2 separate regions of the Mus musculus genome follow, and region 1 is linked to region 2. The links are chromatin loops, found by intact Hi-C in ENCODE. Cell type or tissue: left cerebral cortex. All regions are shown on one strand. Each heading gives the region's core, and the rest is flanking DNA. Links, peaks and the distances in the headings are about the cores only. Region 1 has its middle 7.1 kb from the start of 3110004A20Rik. Region 2 overlaps Gm12132 (a long non-coding RNA gene).

Evidence for each region. A loop is a pair of places that touch in the nucleus more often than their neighbours do. Peaks named below come from ENCODE experiments on the same cell type or tissue, not always from the same donor. Only the 100,000 strongest peaks of a DNase experiment are listed, where the experiment ranks them.
Region 1: it touches region 2 in a loop (3-fold over the local background); 5 of 42 quality-filtered maps call a loop at or near these places.

Annotation. Positions count from the first base shown.
Region 1 is chr11:40,464,285-40,472,840 of GRCm38, reverse strand. No RefSeq gene overlaps it. Among named protein-coding and RNA genes, the nearest start is that of 3110004A20Rik, 7.1 kb to the left of the region's middle. In left cerebral cortex, for the core only: a CTCF peak has its summit at 3,311; a DNase peak (open chromatin) is centred at 3,317.
Region 2 is chr11:40,146,081-40,154,636 of GRCm38, reverse strand. All of the region lies in intron 5 of Gm12132 (a long non-coding RNA gene), which reads right to left. Among named protein-coding and RNA genes, the nearest start is that of Gm12132, 140 kb to the right of the region's middle. In left cerebral cortex, for the core only: a CTCF peak has its summit at 5,133 (motif pointing right); a DNase peak (open chromatin) is centred at 5,132.

The DNA of each region.
Region 1 (8,556 bases), core at 83-8,082, 320 kb before region 2:
CCTTTTGGTGATTTTTCTGTTTGTCCATCACTATGTTTCCAGTATACAGTGCCTTTTGTATAAGACCTTAATAATAACGAATATTTACCTGGATGAATGATTGAATGGCTACATTTTCTCCAATCTCAACACGCTCCTGAAATAATAGTTGATCATTGGTAGGCACAAACATGAGTCTATGAACTGATTCTTAAAATAAATTCACGGAGGTAATATACCGACAGTAAACATCCGAATAAAAACCACAACAAAGTAAACTGTTCTAAAACTTAATATACTCCCAGGATTTGGATCACGATCCCGCAGATGCCTGAGGGTTTATGGTTTTACTTTTCATTCAGCTGTTTGTGACATGTTCCATGCTGTGGTTTAATAGATAAAAGGGCATCATTGGCAAATGGCTTCCTCATTTGGACCCTGACTACAGATAGGGCCAGCTGGGAGCCCTTGAAAATGTAACACAACCCCAGTGATTTCAGTAAGAGGCAAATTAAAGTGCAAGGTGTTAAAATATGGTAGATCAGTTGGATAACAACCACCTTTGTAGGAAAAACATTATGACTCAATACAGCTGAGTTTGGCAGCTACAGGTGTAATTAAATAAAGTCAGTAATGATGGGAATTCTGCCTCAGTATGACTAATCCATCAAGTCGGTGACGAACAATTTGCTTTCTCCCTGAACTACAGTAGGCAAATTTTTTACATTTTCTTTTCTACTTACTTTTACATTATTCCAATTTGAGCACCATTGGCAAAGATTTTGTGGTGTCCTGCCACTGGATTGGGTTGATGTGACAGAAGCTCACAGGATGGAGCAATGGTCTTGACTTGGATACAACTGTACTTAGCCCTAAAAGACTTGAATACAATGTTTTGCCTCTTGGTTATTTTCCATCCTTTTTTACAGAAAACTAAGCACCATAGGAGTTTCAGATAATAAACTTTTCGTAAAGAAAATTTCCCTCATTCCTCACAAACCTTACCCTATTCAAATTGTCTTCCCCCCACCTTTTTTTCCTGGAGTATAATTGTAATACCACAGCTTGCCTTGTTCTACCTCTTCTACAGTCAGCCTCCCGAACAACAAACAACAGCAGCAGCAGCAATAGCAACCATTCAAACACATAAATAAGACGATTTGCCTTCCTCTCATCCCCTTCCAGTGCTTTCCTAATTACACTTAGAGAAGAATCCATGGTTTCCAGCATGGCCTGTCAGTCTATACAGCATGTGGTCAGGAATTTTCTCTGTGAGCCAAACTGCTATTCCCCCTCTTGCCTAGAACCTTCCAGCCCCAATGACTTTTCTGCTGTTTGATGGGTAAACTGAACACTTCCCAGCCTGAAGACCTTGAAGCTCAGCTCTATTTGCCATGGAATCGATGCTGTGGATATGCTTATGCTTGTATCTTTTACTTCTTTCTGGTCTTTACTCACCTACCCTAGACACCATCATGTCTAGGGTACTTACCTTTCATCAGCATGTAGGTCTTCAGTAGATTCATGTTGCTTCGCAACACTCATCCTTACCTAAGAGGACATTATATTAATTTGTTTATTATTATTATTACACAGCATAAATCCATAGTCCTACTTCAGGGTAACCTCATGAGGGAAAGAGATCTTATTTGTCATCATGAGGACTGTCGATCATTCGTGTGTGCTTAATGAACATTTATTTCAACAAATCAGTGTACTTATTTTTGTAAGCTCTAGGCATTCAAATGCAGTCTCCTGAAGTCTTGTGATTCTACTGCCCAACCACAGCTGCTTGTGTGTTTCTTTTCTTTTGTTGTATTCGGATGAAATCTGGAGGTATTTTCCTCTTTGGACATTGTGTGATTACTGTCCTATGCTTGGGGATCCTCTCATTAAAATTGTATTCATGAGAAATAATCAATACCAATGACGATGTTTATGTTAAGCTTCTTCCCCCGCCTCAGTATGAAATGATTTCTTTAGAAATTTTGCTTCCTCTAATCTTTCCAATCTGCCATGAGATTATCTGTGAAATTGCTGCAAGATTTGCCTGTAGTCTCAGGGTATAGGGGCCGCAGCAGGAAAATTACACTAGAGTATTTTAGAAAAGTACAGCAGGATTAATTTGTTGTTGTTTTGTTTTGATCTATAAGCAGTTTAGATTCATACTGGCCTCTGCTGTGTGCAAGAGAGATCTACAAATAATTCATGCTTTTAATGATAGTGTCTCTCACAGTCCTCCCTATGAATGTCCTGACAGGGAAGACAAAATTGCCTTTTTTGCCACTTAGCAATGCAGGACAAAGCAGCTGACAAATGTCATGTGGAATTTCCTATCATACAAGCAGATATTCTCTGTGTCAGCAAGGGTTTGCCTATAAGATTTGAGCAGCTTCCTTCTGGTTCTTCTAGAAATGGGTTAGTTCACAGACGACAGTCTCCAGATTATTGATATAATCACAAATTGAAATGGGACTTGGAGCTTTCTGTTCACAGGAAAGCTTGCCTGGCTCTTTCTGTATTTGAAGTGATTAACGATGCTGAAGCATTGTGGGAAAATGATATGTCTATAATTATAGGAAGCCACAGGAGGGAGAAGCCATTTCTGATACTGGTCTTTGAAGCCACCCAAGTTATTTGAGTCTGAGCCATTAGGAGGGAGGTAGAAAGAAGAAAAATAAGGAAAAATATTTTTTAAAAAGAGGGAAATCAGAACATGTAGCAGGGGGACCAGTCTAGAGGACACCATATATGAGATACGTGTATGTAAGAGATAAGCAAAATGTTTGGAGCAGTAGAGAGCTAAGAGACAGCAGGAGGCACTGGCTCAGCAGTTAAGCAAAAGGATGAGAGGCCATAGAGACAATACCTGAGAATAGACAGGTTTCCCATCATTCTTCCCATGTAACCTTCCTTTCTAATATATAATGTGGAGAATATAGAAACAACGTGTCTTAGCACTTTTTTCCCTGTGTGTACACAATGACAGAAACCTTGATTTAAAAAAGAAAATTCTATGCAAGTACTGCAAACAAAACTGTGGAAAGTGAGGTTCCCTCTCCCTTTGTCTCTCTGATGAGAGACCCTTGTCTCTCTGATGTTGGTTAAAGTATAGCTCTTCATACCAGTTTAGAGAGTTTCAGACATACAGAATTTTAAAAATCATATTTAAGGCATGAGGGGGACCTCTATCACCCCTCACCCTTGGGTGTGGCATCCTGCTCAGTGTCTCTGGGCTTGCCATCTCTGCTGCCTGGAAACAGCCAGGCATAAACATTAAATGCGGTTCATTCTGAGGATGTGAAAACACAGTGACAGCCTAATTCCATTTTCGGCCGCTTGGTGCCACTCTGGCTTTATGAACCACTCAGCCATAGCCAATTGCTGGGGAACTGCTTCCTCCTCAGTTGGCTTTCTGTGATTTCAAAGACAGTCATTGTTTTGAAGAAGGTCATTTGGAGAGTTCGGTGGCAGGTGTGATTAGAATGTGTACAGCAAGTCACATTCCAGGTGCTTTGTGTGCTAACGCTTAGGTGTTATTACCAGCATTAATTATCCAAGGGACATGTAACAAGCACAGGTAGACCCTTGTCGGTTCATTTAAAAGGCAAGGCTTTGCAGAATGCAAACCCCCAGGTAGCTACCCTGGCCTTGAAGTTTAATTTTGGGATAGCTTGAGCCCACTAGGCTTGGTCTATTCATAGATGGGATTTTTATATATAAAACAAAAAGCAATTCAATATTAATTCTTCCTTAATAATAGGTTACACACACACACACACACACACACACACACACACACACACACACGTAATACTGGTCAAAAAAAAATCTTTTGTTAAGAACAGCATCCTTGCAAACAATAGATCCAGATTTCATTTGTTTTGTTTTGTTTCGACTTTGCCTCTTTGCTTGCATAAGTTTTTAGTCATCAATAAAAAGGACATTTTTTTCCCTTCAAAGAACAATATATATATCTCAAACTAGTTACATGCAGTGTTGTAAAACACTTTCACCCACACAATAAATCTTTATCTAATTCTCCACCTCCTTGTTCATCTGAAAACGAACGGGATTCCAGGAAAGAACCTGTGCCTGCCTTTTTACAGCTTGGAGACGACTTTCTGAAACGGAGGACATTGCAGTATTTAGCTGAAGGTCCTTGTGCTGTGTTTGATGGGAGCCCAGGAGGGGGTTTGCTCACTTCTAAAGATACGATTGAGAGTAGTGCTTTTCTGACTCATTAATTTGGAAAGGCAAGAGAAGGCTGCCCTTAAAAACTGTCTTTGCAATTAATTGCATGTAAAACTTCCATTCCTGTCCTACCCCGCAACACATTTATAGAAATTGCATACCTGTTTTGAGCTGATAGACTTCTGATGGCCTTCCCATCAGTGGACCTGGTTCTAGGTGAAACTCAGATGCTTGCCAAAGCCAACTTTGGGTTCCCTTTTGACTTCATTGAGTACTGTCCTTAAGTCTTAGTAGTTTTGAGTGTAATATGCTTTGATATTGGGCTTGCCAATTGGACTGTCTTTGTGTTTTGTGTGTTGGGGAACTCCACCAAGTGTAAGATGCTAGCAGTTTAAATTTCACTTTGTAAGTGCAGGCAACTTATTTAATTTTCTTGCAGTTGAATGTCTACAAAAGAGAACTGTTTCATGCAGTAAATGAAACATAGCATGTAAGGCTTGCTGTCTGGTCCCACGAATGGAATACTCTAGTAGGCTTGTTAAATGTGTTTTCAGAATCTTCTTCTCTACAGTGGACTCTGCGTCACCAGAGAAAGGCCTGGAGATCTGCATTTCTGCACATTTAATGAGACTTTTGTGCTTAGCAAAAAGGTGCTTGGGTTAACAATGAAAACCTCCATGGAGTAGCTGACTATTTCAGATCAAGAAAATGTATCACCAAAAGGACAGTGAGTAGGTCCTGGAGAGACTTTTTTTTTTTTTGGTAATAGATATGCAGGGCAAGGTAACAACAGGGTGTGATCAATGCCATCCTGAGCTCTGCCAAGGAAGGGAAAGTCCACCTTTTTATTCAATATGCGGCTAAGGTTCTCTCCCAAAGAACAATGTATCTACTTTAATTTCCTTTCCTTTTTTCTTCTAATTTTATTTGTTTTGTGTTTTAATCTGTGTTTAAATGAAGGTGGGGTTGTTCTGGCTATAGCCAGAGGTCAGCACACTGATGCTGGCTGAAGTGTAAGCTCAACGAGGACATAAACCATGTTTTTTTACCTTCAGGATTTGGGAGTCTGGAGGTCAGGGAGTAATCTGCGTTACTGTCACCCATTGACTTGATTAGTCTCTTCCTTCTTTCTTTTGTTCAGGTTTGAATGTGTGTTTAAGGCTTGCTAAGGTTAGGTTCAGGGATGGGAAGTTGTTACTCTAGTAAGATTACATTTATTGAAAATCAAGAACAACCAGAGATATAAAATGCACACTGTAAAGGAAATTAAGTCAGTATTGGCTCGCTCCTGAGCCATTTTTCCAGTTCAGATCATCTAGGAGATTAAAAAAAATCCACTAACCCAATGTCAGTCTGATTTGCGAAGCTTACTGACCATTAGGAAAATCGAGCGATTAGAGAGAGCTGCTTGCTCCCTGTTTGGCTTTATGGTTGACCCAGGTACCCAATGCTGAGTCAGAACATTTACAGAAGCGCCAAGAGAAATAATTGTTCTTTATGATTACAATTTATACAAGCTATTAACAGCCTTCCCACTCTATTTTTTTTTTTGCTCTACATATAGAGATATAGATCCGTTAGTCTCTATTCCAAATTAAATCTAGTATAAATCATATGTTTAGGAAAGAGTATAAGAGAAACCAAAGATATTCAATTGTCTTATGAAAGAGGTTGCTCAGGGGACCCAGACCATTCTAAGATCCCCATCATAGATGGTAAGAAAGTAGTGTCGATTTGTCTAATTTATTCACATGGAAAACTCTAGAATAAGAAGTCCCCTTTGAAGCTTATATCACAAAATCTCTGACTCTAAACTTTAGCTTTTTCTTTTCATCCATCCATCCATCCATCCATCCATCCATCTATTCATCCATTCATCTATCCATCTATTTGAGATGGGGTCTAATTTCTGAGTTTGATTGATCTCCCTGCCTTTTTCACTTGGGTTGTTATGCTATAGGCAGTTATATGCTGTTGTATCCTGTTCACATAATTTTTTTCAATCTTATTTCGTTACTTGCAAAGGTTTCCACCCAACAGTTGTTCATGTACTCTAGTTGTGCTCGTTTCTAGTCTGGAAATAGGTAGCAGGGAGAAGTCTGTAGATGGTAGTTAACTTTAAACTCATTTGTAAAATATGTGCATGAGTGTTTTGTCTGCATGTATGTCTGCGTACTATGTCATGCCTGTTGCTTTCAGGGCCCTGAAGATGGTGGTAATACTGGAGTTACAGATGGTGGTGACCTGTCACATGATTGCTGGGAACTGAAATTCTGTCTTGTGGAAGAGCAGACAGCTTTTAACTACTGAGTCATCTCTCTGTACCTCCACCCTACCATTGATATTTAGTCTTAGATTGTTAAGGAGCCTTATTTTTTCTTTTAGTTACAAATAGTTACTATGAGAATGCAATCTCTGAACTTACTGTCTCTGTTCCTTGGGGAATGTGTAGGAATTAGTAGGGTTTCTCTGTATAACTCTGGCTGTCCTGGAACTCACTGTGTAGACCAGGCTGGCCTCAAACTCAGAAATCCGACTGCCTCTGCCTCCCAAGTGCTGGGATTAAAGGCGTGCGCCACCACTGCCCGGCTTAGCTCTGCCTTTTGTAGATTTTACTGAGTCATGTGCTCATGTTGGGCCAGTAAACTATGTGCTGAAGAACCATCCAAGTTTTTCACCATTCTATTTATTTTTAAAAAGATTTTTGTCTTAATTATATTCATATGTGTGGATCTGTGTGGGTCGATGCTTATGAATGTGGGCACCCAAGGAGGCCAGAAATATTAGATCCCCTGGAGCTACAGTTACATGAACTGCCTGCCATAGGTGCTGGTACCTGAACTGCAGTCCACTGGAAGAGCAGTGTGTGTTCTTAATTGCTGAATAATCTCATTCCAGTCCTCCCACTCCTATAATTTGAGAACTGTGCTTTTAAGAAAATAATCTTTTTTGTTTATTAATTGTATGTGTGTTTGCAAGTGCCTGAGTATATGTGTATACCCCTCATGCATGCAGATGCCCAAGGAGGTCAGAAAAGGCTACCTGATCACCTTTTGCTGGAGTGACAGGTGCTGAGCCATCTGTGGGTGCTCAAAACTGAACCGAGGTCCTCTGCAAAAGTGGCAAGTACCCTTAAATCCTAAGTCATTGCTCTAGCCCTTGGAAACACTGGACTTGGAATAAAGCCTCAGTGAGCACCAATATGGCCAAGTGGTCCATTTGAGTGGATCTAGGTCATTCGACAGCTGTAATGTAAAATAAAGACAGAGGTCATTTATGCTGTGGCACAGTGTTCTATGAATGAATCCTTGGCCACCACTCTCACCAAATGATACAATCCATTAGATTGTAAGTCAGGTACAGGAAAAGCCTGTGTCTATTTTCCCCGTGTAAGGAACCAACACATATTCACATCGATACATTGTTATTGGATATGTGAAAAAAATACATTCAGTCGATGAACCCAAGACTACATAAAGTCAATTGCATGTAGACTCCCTAATTAGCACAGTATACCAATGAGGAATGCTTGGTTTGTGAGTTGATGTTTATGCCTATAAGAAAATCATTCAGAGGCTTATGAGCCTTTCTATTATGAGAGAACAAATATACTCTTACGAAAGCACAGCAGGAGTTAAATTAGAGTGGATAGTGCAGAGTCTGTTGGTGTGTAAGAGGAAGTTCCTAAAGTGTCTCAGATGTAGCTCAGTGGTAGCATGTTTGGCTGCCACACACAAATCCTGGATTTGATTTAAATCACAACCATAAAGGAACACAAAGTTATGAGATGGTCATCAGCTGAAAATGTTAACAGATTAAGATCTGGGATCCAGAGCACATAATTTTGAAGCCACATTTTTCTCCTGTTTGAATTCTATCTTCCATTTCTTTTATTCCCACAACCAAAAGGTGTTGGCAAAAAAGGAAACAAAAGCCTAAAATAAATGTATGCTTGTACCTTCATTCCTTCTTCCCTGTATGTACCTCCTTTGTGTAACAATCTCATCTGTTGTTTGAGTTCAAGTTTCATAGCAGCTACAGTAAGCATCCAAGCAGCTATTATTCTAACAGCATATTCTTTCCATCCCATTTGACCAAGGCTCTGCAGTGTAGCTCATGTCAGCAAAGCTTGGGGTGAGACTTAAGGATGATTTCTCAGCCTCCCCTGAAATGAATTACTCATTTCACCCCTCTTCCCCATATCTTTACAGACAAGTGTCTTTATGTATCCTCCAATAGACATGGTTGCTTATCATTCCTGCATTTGCGAATCTTAGAGATGTAGGGGAGTAGAAGGACAGGGGAAAAAGAAATAGGACGTGAGTCATGGGAGAAGGGAAAATAGCTTTTACCTCTTCCAAAAACATATATATTGGAACTTTA
Region 2 (8,556 bases), core at 137-8,136:
TAGTAATCTAGCTTTTGCCTACGTTCCAGGGATGCACTGCCAGATTTAACCTAGTCACTGAACTGCAAAATCCACCAAGCAAAGTGTGTGTGTGTGTACATACATACATACATACACACACACATATATACACATATGACTGCACATTTTTCCAAAACTGGAGTTTGGAAACCCCTATTATAAAGGAAAGATGACCAGTGAGTATGTGTACAGGCAGGCAGGCAGGCAGGCAGGGTATGTGATTACATTTGAGGGTTTCTTTCAGAATTTCCTATGGAAAGCCTCATCCGTACACCAGTTTATAAGAAGTCTCTTTCCTCTGGGCTTGTCAAAATGGCCCAATGTGTAGACACTTGCTACCAAACCTGATGACCCCATCTCACTTGAGCTTACTGGAATTTATTCTGAGGACGAACAGAATAGGGCATAGGAAATGATGCACTATTCCTTACCCTCAACTACATAGAACTTGGTAGATAACTAATAAAAACTTAATAATACAGCTTTTGGAGAAGTCACAGCCCATATAAAGTGCTGGCATTTAGAGAGAATCCTCTATGATAATCAATATAGAGAGAGCATAAGATTAATTTCCCAATTAAATCCATAACTCCATACCTCAAACCTCACTGAACGCAGTCATTCTATTTCAATTCCGTATCATCATAGATCAAAAATCCCATTGGTGGGGCTGGGGAAAAAAATGGCACAACAGTTAAGACCACATGGTGAACTTGCAGAGGATGCAGTTTGCTTCCCAGCACCCATATCAGGCAGCACAAAATTATCTTTAACTCCAACTCTAAGGGATCTGAAACTCTCCTCTGGACTCCATAGGTCCCACGCATGATTTTCGTATACATACATACATACATACATACATACATACATACATGAAGGAAAATCACTCATATACATAATACACATTGTAAGAGCCAGAGGATCAGGAGTTTACTGTAAGGCTGTCTCCGAGTAATCTCAGAAGCTGCACTCTAAAGTTTCATCAAAATGACTGCATAAATGTGAGCTGAACAAGGAAAATGATAGACATGACAGCACAGAGAATGGAAAGCCTGGAAGTCCTCAACCCTATGTAGAGAACTACATGCAGCTAACAAATGTTAAAGTAGGAGAAATCAGGTTTCCTAGGGAAGAGCACAATTCTTTATCCAATACCAAATGTTTACACACACACACACACACACACACACACACACACACACACACCACCACCACCACCACCACCACCACCATGACAACAACAACAACTAATGAAAAATAGGGCTTGAAAGAGAATAAGAAGGGGCATGCAGGGTTTGAAGATAGGAAAGAGGGGGTAAAAATATATAGTTCTATTAGAATCTTAGAAATGAAAGAAATAATTTTTAAAATTCTAATAGCAATGTAGGATAGAGATAGAAATAAAAGAATACATATGGATTAAAAATGAAAATGACGGAAACCTTAGTGGCAAGATGCTGGCGTATACTCCTCTGTGGAACTACGCTCTATCTACACTCTAAGCCTGTACACCGTGTTTCCAAACAAGATATATCTGCAAGCCAATCACAGACTGTGTAAACTTATGATATCCCAGTCTCTTGCCACAAAGAGCAGGCTGGGGACAGGCCAGCATTCCAGGTAATTAGCACTGCTTGACTAGAGTGGCTGAAAGCTTGTCTCATCTCCAATGGTCCTTGCTTTGGTCAGCAAAGTCAATTCCATCCTCACTTCCTCATGCTGAATGCTGTTTTTGACTAGAGAGATCATGTAGGTTCCCCTTACCTCAATTTACCCACTCTTCTTTACCAGCTTGAATAATGAGGTCCTATCTGAGGGCTTCTAACTTTTTGAAGAGACAGGAAGCAAAATGTAAAAATCATTGGAAATCCAAAGTTTATTTTAAAGATACATGTATGTATCCATTGTTACCTGGAGTGACTATGCAGGACTTGACTCCGTGTGTAGATCTTTATGTGGTTCACAAGTATCCAAATTCATGGTGCAGACCTTTATCATCTAGGCATGGCAACAAATAGCTCTAACTCAGGAAATGGAGGTAGGAAGGTCAGAAATTCAAGGCCAGTTTCACTCAGGTACATAATGAGTTTGAGGCTGTCCTTGGCTATTAAACCTGGTGTCCAATAAAGCAAAATCCAATAAGCATGAAGGAAACATTGTTCTGAGATATAACTACTGTCCTAGATTCTACTTGGATGACTGTGTAATTGTAAATGTGTATTGTAGGCACATTTACACCTCTGTGGTCTTTTACCAGTAAGGTTCTGAAACTCTCTGGCCTCTGAGTAATTTTGGTAGTGGTTACACTATTAATAATGTTTATTTGCTAAGTGTACATCACATACTTTGCATATGTCAACCCACAGGCTCCACCTAATCCCTCTATTGCAGGAGCATTGACATTATCTTCCTGTTGGATATAAAATGGCAGAAACAGCGAAGCTAGGCTAATCTGCCCAAGGTCTCATAGTTCCCAGGAGCTCCATCAGGTAATCCTGATAATCAAACCCGTTCAGTCTGGCAGTCTGCGTGCAATGCAGTTTGATCTACTGTGCCTAAGTTCCCCTACCTTTCTTAGAGGCTGGCTTCAGTAGATATTTAACATTTGAATGTTCCGTCTCAACTAGAATTCAAACTCCTTGATGGCAGGGATTGCCTCCCCAATGCTTTCTACCCAGGAAGGGTCAACATGAAAGCATCTATGGCAAAGAATCAATAGGTTAAAAAAGAGAACTCTGAAATTCGAGAACTTACTATAGACTCCTCAGGTTAAGTTTCCTTTTGTTCTATCTTGTGTGAAGTTTGTTTAACTTTGTGTGACCTGACAGTTATTAAACTCTGCTTCCCTGGGTGAAAATAGCCAGGCACAAGTATGTGTACTGTCTTATCAATGACTAAAGGTGCAGTTAGCCTTTGTTTTTCATATATTATTAAATAATCCTAGCTGCACAGTGAGGATGAGCTATGGATGCCACACTTGACTCCCTCTTACAATTCAGCAATTGTAAGCTAGGTAGCTACCTGTGCTGGTGCCACCCTGCAGATTAGAAAACTGCAATGTCATCATCTGAGACTACAACACAAGGGACTGATTGTCCAGTTATAGTGACAGTTAGGTACATTGATTTCACAGCCTAGGACATTTTTCATGGTCTTCTCCTTGATTATGGCCTTTCTTTCTTTCTTTCTTTCTTTCTTTCTTTCTTTCTTTCTTTCTCTCTCTCTCTCTCTCTCTCTCCCTTCCTTCCTTCCTTCCTTCCTTCCTTCCTTCCTTCCTTCCTTCCTTCCTTCCCCTCTCTCTTTCTTTCTTTCTTTTTTGTGTGCCTATTTTGTAGAATGATACCAGTGCTCCAATTTGAAGATACAAGTCACTAACTTCTGGCATCTTTTCTGCTGACTTCTTACTCCATTGCTAGATATAACACACTCTGAATGTTCTTCCCTCTGTTTGCCATAGTTAGTACCCACTGTTCCTAGAGCAACAGAACAGATTTATGGTACAGGGGAGGCTGAGGCTCAGGAGCATTAAGGAACGTACTCCAACTCCTTGGTAACCTCTGGTTGAAGTAGCGTTGAAGGCAATTCGGCTGACAAGAGATCTCAAGCTCTTACTCAGATTCTCGTCCTGTAAACTAGTTTATCCAATTTCACTCTTCTAAGGACAGTTTGCAATGAGGTTTTAAATATTAAAATAAACTATGGAACTTGTTATAACTGAAATTACTACATACTAGTGCACTGAAGTGAGATAAATTAACTGAATGTTCCCAGATTCACTTCTTTTCTTTCTTTCTTTCTTTTTTTCTTTCTTTCTTTCTTTCTTTTCTTTTTTTTTTTTTTTTTTTGCTGAAAATATTTACTGTGTGGAATATTCCCTGTATATATTTCTTTCCTGAGGCCAGTTTCTTCCAGTAAATTATATTTATTAGCAAAATGAAGCATAAAATACTGAATTAAAAACTAAATGAAATGAGAAGGCAAAGGTTAAAAATGTCCTGGGAAACCCCTTCGACAACATATAAAAGCCAGATCAGGAATTTTATTGTCTTTCAAGAATCATTAATTATTTACTATAACTAGTGAAGAAAAGCAAATATTTCTATGCCACATATTTATTCCTTAGGAATAAAACAATATGAGATCCATCCAGCACCAACCCATTCTGCTTGAGTGTTGAAAATTTGAAGAGCATCAATTGGTTAAAAAAAAAAAAGAATAGTATTTTCTGAGCATTCTGATTGATTGAAGGTTAAAAAGAAATTCGTCTTTTTCCTTTCCTTGGGCTTAAATCCTGTGGGGACGTCTCAAGATCTTCAAATAGTTCCCTCCAAGGGAGAAAAATTCCAGTACTTATAGCATGCCATTTCGGTGCCTGGGGACTCCCTGTCATCTCACTTTTGAAAAGTAGTTGGTGAGCTATGCAGATCACGAAGATTGGGCAATAAAAATCTACCACCATCAAGCTAAAGAAATCTATTACTCACCTCTGCTATTAATAGAGTTGGAGCTTTGATTTCACACTGCAAAAACCTAAGATTTATTTTGCTTACTTGAATCTCAAAGCTTGAGTGGTCTCCGATTTGGGAAATGTAAATCCTGCCTCCCTTTAAACTAAATAATACTTCTATTTATAACACTTGTCATAGCCTTTAGAAACCCCTTTTCCTCCTTGCACAGAAAGTGCTGTCGTATTCCTCCTCTAATGTTGCAAGCAGAATACGTTTAGATTTATTAGAGAATAGAAAAAAACTAAGAGGCAGTATCTCTGGGGTGCAGGAGTAAGCCTGGAGAACTGCTGCCCATTACAGCCTTTTACAAATGAGAAGGGGGAAAAAATCCATCTTGTTCGTTTGTAAATTCACTTGAAACCACTCTTGTCATTGAGCTGTTTGATAGCAAAAGCATGCTGTGAGTTTTGTTTTAAGACAATTCCCATTTCTCAGAATGCTCCTATTGTTTGTGTATCTATCATTTAGAAAACAAGAGGGTGACAAGAGAGGCCAAATACCAGCACACGCAGGTAATAGGCAATCCGGCTTCCAATTTTTATGTGTGAAAGAATTTCTCTGTTTAGCCGGGAACAATTAGACACAAAATGAATGTAGCCAGCCACTGGGTGGCAATGTTGCTCCATCGAGTTCTTGTGGAAAGAGCATTTTTTCTTATATTAAAAGAGAAAAGGAAATGAAGAATGATTGTGCCTTAAAGAAATTAGCATTGTCTAAATGGGAAAATTGGTTTTCCTCTTCTTCTTTGATTTCTTTTGTGTGTGTGTGTGTGTGTGTGTGTGTGTGTGTGTGTGTGTGTACACTAAACATCTCTTGACCAAGGTATAACAATTCTATATTCAAGTGCTGATATTAACTGTGTGCCTGGTGTTTCCTATGTTTCCCTTCTCATGACGCTGATTCTTTTGCCAACTCAATAAGGGGAATATTACAGGTTGGTTAACAATGCTTGAAAGAGGAGTAGAATACTAGAATAGATATTCTTGTGTTAGCTTACATTTAGAACTCTAAACCCAACACAATGGATCATGCATTTGCTGTCAGGTTTGAGAGGATGAGGTAAGAAGATCACTGTGAGTTCAAGGTCATCTTCAGCAAGTGTAAGACCTTGTTTCAAACAACCAAACAGGGAAAAAAATAAAAAAGGAAAAAAACAAATCTGGAGCTCTAAGTCTGCATTACCACTGAGGCCAGAAGAGAGAAACATAGAGCTAGAACAGACAGACCTAGAAGTAATGACAGGTATAATCGGAGATAGAATATTGATGCACATTGTCTGGTTCTGATAATGTGCATATGACCTGAATTAATTATGTACTCCTTTCTTGCTTCACTCAGTACATGCAGAGTCTTAAATAGATTACAAGAAACTGATGTCCTTAGCACCAATATTGGGTTAGAGTGACTGGTGCTAAATAGTGGAAACCAACCTGTGAAACACTCATTACTTTTTTTAAGACTCAAAACCAAAGTTAAATAGCCATTTTAGAGTCCTGAATGTTATATATGTGTGATATCCGATCTATTATGGCCATTCACCACACAAATAATGACTCATTGTCTTTTTCTACCTCCCTATGAACCTTCTAATATTCTATAACATGTGAAGTTTATTAAACATACTGGACAGTTTCTTATCACCAAGACAAAGGTTATCCCTATTGATGAAGTGAAGTTTTAATTTTATTTTCATTCACTATAGGTAAACATAAACAACCACATAGAGCTACCTTTAACTTTACTCTGCTCCACGTAGAAACCACTTTGGGAGTTGAGAAATATACCTTCTTTCCAGTTCAATAGCACTTACACATGAAGCGTTGAGAAGGTCATTATGGCTTATGAGTGTTTCCTCTAGTGTGTCGTTGCTCTAAATATTTTATACATTTAACCTTTCCAGTAAATATATGGATAAATAATCTTCTTTCCAGTGATGAGATGATGCAACTTAAATGGGAGCCAGTCTTCGAATAGAATATGCTGACCTCTGACCGGGCTGATTATTTTGTTTTCTTCTAACAGAGGTTAGCTAAGGATATTTCGAAACAAAGAAGTCTTTCTCTGCCCACCCACCCTCTTGTTTCTCATCCCTCATTCTTTCTGAAGCAAGTAGTAGAGACTAGAACACCTTTCCTTCGTAGCTAGTCATAAACCTAATATTACAAATGATCACACCCTTTCCGGTAAAATGTTGGCCACAAAAAATTTAAGAACCTCACTTGAGCAGAATCTTAATTTGTAGCTGGGACCAAGAGACAAGGAAGAAGCTGCATAAACAGGTGTGTGATGGCTTTTCCACTCACTCAAGTTTCATTATCTCAGATTTTTTTACCATTTATGTTGCTACATAGTTGTCCTCACTTGAGTGAATCTATAGATAAGCATCAAACACCTTCTTCCTTTTTTGAGTAGTCCACCTGAAGACTTCTACGTCACATACTGTTCTTGTTAAATAAATCTGTCATGCCATGTTCTCTTCAACTGTCTCTGATATGTGGTATTGGTGGTGACCTGAGCGATGGATGAAGAAAACCCCAACCATTCCTTCCTAACTCACTGAACATCACTTTTGCAACATTTGTTGAGAAAGGCAATTGAGCCAGTGTTGCAAAGAGAAAGGAATATCATGTAGAAAATGAGCACCATTTCCTAAGGAACATGGGGGCCATGTTGTTACCAGAATGTGTCCTTGGGGAGCCTTTCCTTGCTTCCTCTTCTTTAAGTAGCTTGTCACAGTATTCCCACTACCCAAACAGGTTTCTTTCCCTGGAGGCTTTCTGCAAATATAATATTCTATGACTCATTACATTTACATTGTCCTTCTAATGTCTTATACAGGAGACTGCCTTGGCTGATCACCTGTCTCTGGCTCTGATCCAGACAAAACTAGACTTGTGTGGCGGCTAGAGAAGTGTAAAACTTTTGTTGAATGGCAGAAAAACAGTGAAGATCTCTGTAGTCGAATAACACAACCACTAGTCCCAAAGATGTTCATATTCTTATTTCCAGGTCCCATGAATATTTTATCATATATGGCCAAAGTGACTTTCAAATATATTTATATAATGGGTCATGAGGTGAGACTATCTTGGATTAGGCCTGGACATTATCACCAACCATGCTTATAAAACATAAACATTGATTCAAAAAGGAAGGGAAAATCAAGGAGATGATGGGGGTGGGGGTAAAGACAGGGAGACAGAGGCAAAGAGAGACAAGAGACAGAGAAAGACAGAGAGACAAAAAACAGAGCGAAAGACAGAGTAAGAGAGTCAAAGATGAGAGAGATAGAAAGACAAAGATATATAGACAGAGCGACAGACAGAGACAGAACATATATGCAAGAGAACCAGGGGACATGTGATGTGTCTGCTTTAAGAATACATTCTCCCCAAGAACCTGAAAGGGCAAAGCTGTCCTGCAGGTGCATTTTGGGCTCACATCTGTATGTGTCTTGGCAAGAGATTAACTACCTCGGCAGTAAGGCACTAATTCAATTTCTCAGAAGGGGAGAATTTGGACAATCTTTATAGGTAAAGGAGTATCATTAATGCCTTAATTTGGGCTGTTGTAGTAACATATTTAAGACTGGGTAGATTCTTAATAACAGAAGTCAATAACTTACCAGTGTGGAGGTTGGGAAGTTCAAGATCAAGCTGTTAGCAGATTCAGTATCTGGTGAGGGCATCCTTCCTACTCCAGAGACAGCCTTGCATTATATATTCACACAGAAGGAAGGTCAGACAGGCAAGCTCTTGCCTCTCTTACCAAGACAACCACTTTCATCACCGAGCCCTCCTGACTTAATTACTTCCCAGAGATTTTAACTCTTAATCCTTTTGCCATGGATATTTATGCTTCAAAGATGTTGATTTCCAGGCAGGTGGCACAGATATTCAGATTCCATGTAGAGAAAGGCATAGTAACTCGCAAAATTCAAAGATAAGACAGTTCCAAATAAGTGCCGAGGACCTGGAGGCTGTGATTCCCTGTTTGCCTGAAGTTATGGTAGGTTTCAGGGAAACGT